2 separate regions of the Homo sapiens genome follow, and region 1 is linked to region 2. A link is a contact called in ENCODE Hi-C data. All regions are on one chromosome and are shown on one strand. Each heading gives the region's core, a stretch centred on a gene start or an enhancer-like site at or near the end of the contact. The rest is flanking DNA. Distances are from core to core; before and after follow the strand shown. Region 1 overlaps DST (dystonin). Region 2 overlaps DST (dystonin).

Region 1 (3,170 bases), core at 349-2,848, 150 kb after region 2:
AGTTCTGTGCCAAAGTCTAGCACTCATATCACATTTTCAGCAGTGATGTTCTAAGCATCCAGCAAAAAGAAAACAGAGTAAATGAAAAAAATTACTTCCTAGGTAATATCCATATTATTCCCATTAAATAACAACCAAGGCCCCTGATGCTAAATCCTCAAGAAAAAAAAATTAATAATATATTAAAAATCTTTATAATTCAAGAATAGAGTTTCCATATAAGTCACAAAATAAATTTAATCTATTATGTGTATTATATAAACTATTTTCTTCTTGGGTAAAAAAGGGTTAACAAAATAGATTTCTTCTTTTCTAAGTGAATAAAAACTGGTCCTATAGTTCAAGGAACATGAGGTAAAACAGATTCTATAGATAAATTGGCTAATTACTTACCAAAGCAGTATATTAAGAAAGCTGATTTAATCAAATAATTTACCTCTAAGTACAGAGGTACTTACTATACAAAGGTTCTTTTGATCAATGAGGTTTTGTTGTTGTTGTTGTGCTAGATGCTCAAAAGCACTGCTAATAACATGATATTTCGTAGGTACTACTGAGGTAATATCTAGGAATTATGATCCGTAACTAAAGTACATAAGATACAAAGACTAAATAACACACATAATTCATAAATTCTGATACTGTTTTCTAACAGGAACAACCTAAACCTCTTCTTTTAAACCATGATCAACTTAAATGAGTCCCATTCAAATACCAAAATATGCTCTTTAACATGAGAAGGCTTCCACAATGCTACAGGAATGAGAAAAGAGTTAATGTGAATTCTAAAGGCTTCAACTTTCTTCAAGAGAGCAACCTAGAGTCAGAGAATAATTTAAGTCTGGGAAGACTTTGTAAATCACACCACTTTCCATACACATTATTTCAAAAGGGAGTTATTTCAAAAGGGAGTATTCCAGATTACACCATCTAATTTTCCAATTACAAGTCTCATAATGGTTCTTTATTTCATTTCAGTTAGAGATGTCTAACACTGAGATTTATATTTAGAGCAATGTTGCTACAGCAACAAAAAGGGAAACTCATTCCTGTGATTTTAAACAATTGAACTTTTATAACATTCCTCTATTTGAAAATTATTTCATTTATAGATTAAGTTTTCAATAAAAATATATATTTATATCCCCCTTATAAAGTGTAACAGCTGAAAATATGTAACGACAATGAAGACAAAGAATAACAGAATTGGGGGGGAACAAATAAATGCAAAAAGAGTACTGATTATTACAATCTATATTGACTGGTTTTCAGTGAAATCCAAACAAAGCTAAACTCACTCAGTACCACACACGCAGTAAGTATTGAGATTATATAAATACATATTCTGTGGACAACAATAGGCAGGGGAGTTCTCTCCAGGGAGCCTCAGAAGTTGTCCTGATTTCAGTACAGGTTTTCGAAAGATGCCCGACAATCAGCTGAACTATCGCCATGCAAACCAAAGCAGGTAGTGCAACTTTCCCTTCCCAGTTCTGAAAACATGAAAGTGATAGTATATGTGATACTACTAACCCATACAGCACATCAGTCCCACCAGCTTTGCGTTCCAATCTTGATCATTTTTCATGAGCTGCCCCATCATTCTGCAGGAAATCTGTGCAGCAGTTCCCTAAACTCTCTCCGTACAAACTCTGATGTGTCAGAGTCCTGTTAACTTTCTATGTAGAAAAGAAAACACTGACTAGACACTCCTACTTGCAAGCTGAAAACTAGTCAACACCTCCTTTTAAACAAATATTAACAAAGCCAGACTCCTCTACTATTTTTGTAGGGGATATATACAACTGTTACTAAAAAGAAACCAAATTGTCTATTTCTTCTTTTCATTTTAAAGTTGTTCTTAAGAAGTCCTTTAAAAAAAGTTTTAATTCCCTTTTTTTGTTTTGCAATGAGGCGAACCAATAGGATGTTAGATTTCACAGCTGAACTAACTCATCACATTCTCTCTTCTAACACCCCAGGCAGAATTTCCCTGCAATAAAAATAAAAAAAATCCAGCCTAACTTGTTTAACTTATCCCTGATATGTGTGCTAGTAACATGATTTGGAAGGATCACCTTTATAGGCTAGACATACATCCTTCTGGGAGAAAACCACTTTTGGGTATTTCTTTATGTATGCCTTATGGATACATTTTCATTTGGATTTCACAATAATTCTGAGTTGGGTAGTACTGTCCTCAGTTTAAAGCTGTGAAAATTAAAGTTGTAGAGATTAACAATCTAGCCTAAAATTCCACAGCCAAAGTGGGATCTTAAGAAGTCTGATTCTAAACGTTTATGTCATCAAACAATAGAACCCCTAATCTAATAATGCAGGAAAAGCAAGGTGCCTCAAATTTAGGAGCACTTCACTTCTAAGTATGAATAAATGAATAATGAAAAGTCAAGACATAAGAACCCTTGTTCTAAACAAGCAAAAGACAAACTATCTTTGGCATTCTTATGCTTGTCTGAAACGTTAGACCAATAGACCTTCCTGAATAGAAACTGTATACATAGTTAATTCCAAAAAACAAACAAACAAAAATGATCACTACTTACTTCAGCAATAGAAAACCACCATTCAATCACACCACAATACTGCTGGATTAACAGTTGCCAAAATGCTTTAAAACATCTTTATATGATTTTCTAACCCTATTCTAAATATACTGTAAATGAATAAATTGTACCAGATCCTGCTGAGAAGTTCAAAGTATCTGCTTAGTAAATAGCCCTTCTCTTCCTATCTCTCCTTTTCCAATTATCTTTAGAGCCCTTGCCTCCGCTACACGAAAGCCTAAGCCTGTCTATTTCACTGAAACCAGGATAATAATAATAGCAAACACTTAGAGAGCACTTATTATTTGCCAGATGTTGTTCTCAATTACACACACACATATATAACACACACACACACTGCACATTATACTCATAACAATCAGTGAGATAACTTTCATTTACAGATGAAGAAACTGAGGCACTTAGAGGTTAAACAACTTGCCCAGGATCACAAAGCTACCAAGAGCAGAGAGTGCAGTTTGTAAAAGCCTACTCAACTTTATAATTTCATACTTAGGAAATAAAATTCTAACTTTTAAAAAATGAGTTAAAAATAAAAAGTAAAGCTTGGGCTGTGCATGATGGCTCACGCCTGTAATCCCAGTA
Region 2 (2,924 bases), core at 140-2,639:
CAAGACTGACAGGTTTCAATGATCTACAGGGCTACAACTTGCTTCTCATTCCCCTTTTCAAGCTATACCGTACTCCCTTTTATTGGTGGATTTCAGAATAACAAGGCATTTTGAGCATGCTAATCTTATTTTAAAGAAAATTTCCAATCTTCTCTATGTACTTAATCAGATAGGACAGACACCATTTTTCAGAAGTTTAGAAAAACCAATTTCTATTCCAATTTTAAAATAAGTGTCTATAATCTGATCTCATTTTATTCCCTGCTTTCTCACAACTACCCAAAAAAGAATGTCTTTACCTAATTTTTGGACAAACAAGTATAATATTTTTTATTACGAAATGATCCTGGAAAAACTTTTAAATAGGGAAAAAGAATCTGTAACTTTAAGCTTTAAAAAGGTTTCAAAAATAACTAAGCAAGAACACTGTACATTCAGAGAAGCCCAATGGACATTAGAGAAGCAGATATAATAAAAGAGAATCCTGGAGCTACTCAGCTTCACTGGGCCTCAGTTTCCTGCATGTGAAAATGGAGACAATAACTCCTACACATCACAGGTTGCTGTTAAGGAGTACATGAGATCACATATGTAGAGCACTTCCTGCAGAGCTGGGCATGTGCCAGAAATTCAAATCCACTCTGAAGGCAGGAAGGCAGGGCTCCCAGGCAGGTGTGCTGCAGGCAAGTCACAGGTGTGCAGAGCTACTGATCCCCTCAGTCTTCAGGGAAGCAGGGAGGCATCAGGTAGGTGAAGTCCCTTTCCCTCCAGCCATAAGCATCTTCTTCCATTCACCCCAATTTGCCATACAAGTGTGGCAAAAAGGATACTAATCCTTCTGGGCAATTTCCCACATTTCTTATAATGGCTTACATGGAGCCAAATGACCCGCTCCCATTACCCCAGAGCCCCTTTTATTACCTCCAGATTCTTTGCTGCTCCCACCCTTACCTCCATCCCCACCCTGGTAAACACTTTAGGAGCTTTTTCTCCTGTTGTTGTCTAGTTACAGCTCTTTCATCAGATATCTGCTTGGCTAATTGCACCCATCTCCATTGAGTCCCGTTTAAATGCTGAAAACTGGTCCCCCACCCCACACTCAACCACCCTTACCTAACTCCTTTTCTCCCTTAGTACTCACTGCCTTCTAACCTACCATATAACTTAGTTATTGTCTACTGTAACATTCTCACTAACTAGTGTGCAAGGGGGGCACAGGGAATTTATTTTGCTCACTGTGTAATCCCAAGTACTTAGAACAGTGCTGGCACACAGGAGCTGAGTAAGAATAACTCTATGCTGTGAAAAGGACTTCCTTAGAAGCACTGCTATGGGGCAGCCGTTCACTTGTAAGTCTGATCCCAATTAGTCAGCTCAGAACTGGCTCATTAACACTGGTATCCTCACTGTCTATAACAGTGCCCGCCACCTAGTGGGCACATAGTAAATATTTTTAACTAACTTCTTTCCCACAGACTTGTGTTTTTGGTATTTGAAATACATTCATATGCTACCCCCACCCCACCCCGAGAAGGGCTTTGCACAAAATAGCATGGACAGACATATGCAACACCATATAAATGATCAGATCCATCCCCTTCCTCCTACAGATGAGGACTCTTAGGCTGAAGGAAGAGAATGGCTTGGCCCAGGACATATGGGACAACTACTGAAAGCTAGACGTTCCTGGCTCAGGTGCTTTGGCCCTCTCTCCATGCTGCCAGATTAGGACTTTCTTTCTTTTATTTATTTATTTACTTATTTATTTATTTATTTATTTTGAGATGGAGTCTCGCTCTGTCGCCAGGCCAGAGGGCAGTGGCACAATCTTGGCTCATTGCAACCTCTGTTTTCTGGGTTCCAGCGATTCTCCTGCCTCAGTCTCCCAAGTAGCTGGGATTACAGGCACGCACCACCACACCCAGCTAATTTTTGTATTTTTAGTAGAGACAGGGCTTCACCATGTTGGCCAGGATGGTCTCAATCTCCTGACCTTGTGATCCACCCGCCTCAGCCTCCCAAAGTGCTGGGATTACAGGCATGAGCCACCACGCCTGGCCCAGATTAGGATTTTCTAAAGCACAGATTCCCATATTCTTTGAGGTAAAATGATCAGATGGGAAATGCCACACTGTGCCTAAAACCAAGGGCTTTCCTGTGTGATATCTTTATGTTTAAGTCTACCCACCAGTATTTCTCACTACTTTGGTCAACTTACTAACTTTTCCTGACTTCTTTGTAACTGACTCACAATGTTCCTTTAGGAATTCACTAGATTTTTCATTTTAAGAGACTTTATTTTTCATAATAAGGTCCTATAATAGCCCGTTAAAATTGTGAGCAGTAAATACTCCCATTCTTCTTCTGGTTTAATTTGTATTTTCTATAAGAACCTCACAGGGAGTACCCTATTCCAAAGATTCCAAATATGAAGGGTAGGAACAAAATAAATAGACCTGCAAAAGTTTCTGAGGTCCAGAAACCGTCTGTCAAAAGCCAAATATTGAAATAAAATGAGTGACACTTTAAAAGTAGTTCTACAGAAGTCGCCTTTGCTCTTATAGTAGCATTAATGTTAGCTTTAATTTATGTCATGGAGTAAATTGGTAGAAGGGCTTTTATATCTCTTCTCAACAATAGCCTTAACTGAATAGGTGAGCTGAGCTCAGAAAGAACTTAAGTGAGCTCAACTTAGCCTGGACACAGTGGCTCATGCCTGTAATCTCACCACTTTGGGAGGATGTGGGCGGAATGCTTGAGCCCAGGACTTCGAGAGCAGCCTGGGCAACATAGAGAGACCTCATCACTACAAAAAATACAAAAATTAGCCAGGCATGGCAGCACAGACCTGTAGTCCCAGCTACTCAGGAGGCTGAGGTGGGAGGATCAATTGGGCCAGGGAGTTTGAGGCTGCAGTGAGCCAT

Evidence for each region. A loop is a pair of places that touch in the nucleus more often than their neighbours do. Pooled maps may share reads with other maps.
Region 1: a pooled map shows a loop between it and region 2 (2.6-fold over the local background). The contact joins two enhancer-like sites. A Hi-C loop is called at or near these places in 7 of 37 single-sample maps with no recorded cell type and 3 of 50 pooled maps.

The regions. Positions count from the first base shown.
Region 1 is chr6:56,740,738-56,743,907 of GRCh38, forward strand. All of the region lies in intron 4 of DST (dystonin), which reads right to left. Among named protein-coding and RNA genes, the nearest start is that of DST-AS1, 100 kb to the right of the region's middle. Within about 2 kb of position 1,599, at least 3 of the 41 ENCODE cell types and tissues checked have a DNase peak (open chromatin) inside an H3K27ac peak, as active enhancers do.
Region 2 is chr6:56,594,267-56,597,190 of GRCh38, forward strand. All of the region lies in intron 47 of DST (dystonin), which reads right to left. Among named protein-coding and RNA genes, the nearest start is that of DST-AS1, 250 kb to the right of the region's middle. Within about 2 kb of position 1,390, at least 3 of the 41 ENCODE cell types and tissues checked have a DNase peak (open chromatin) inside an H3K27ac peak, as active enhancers do.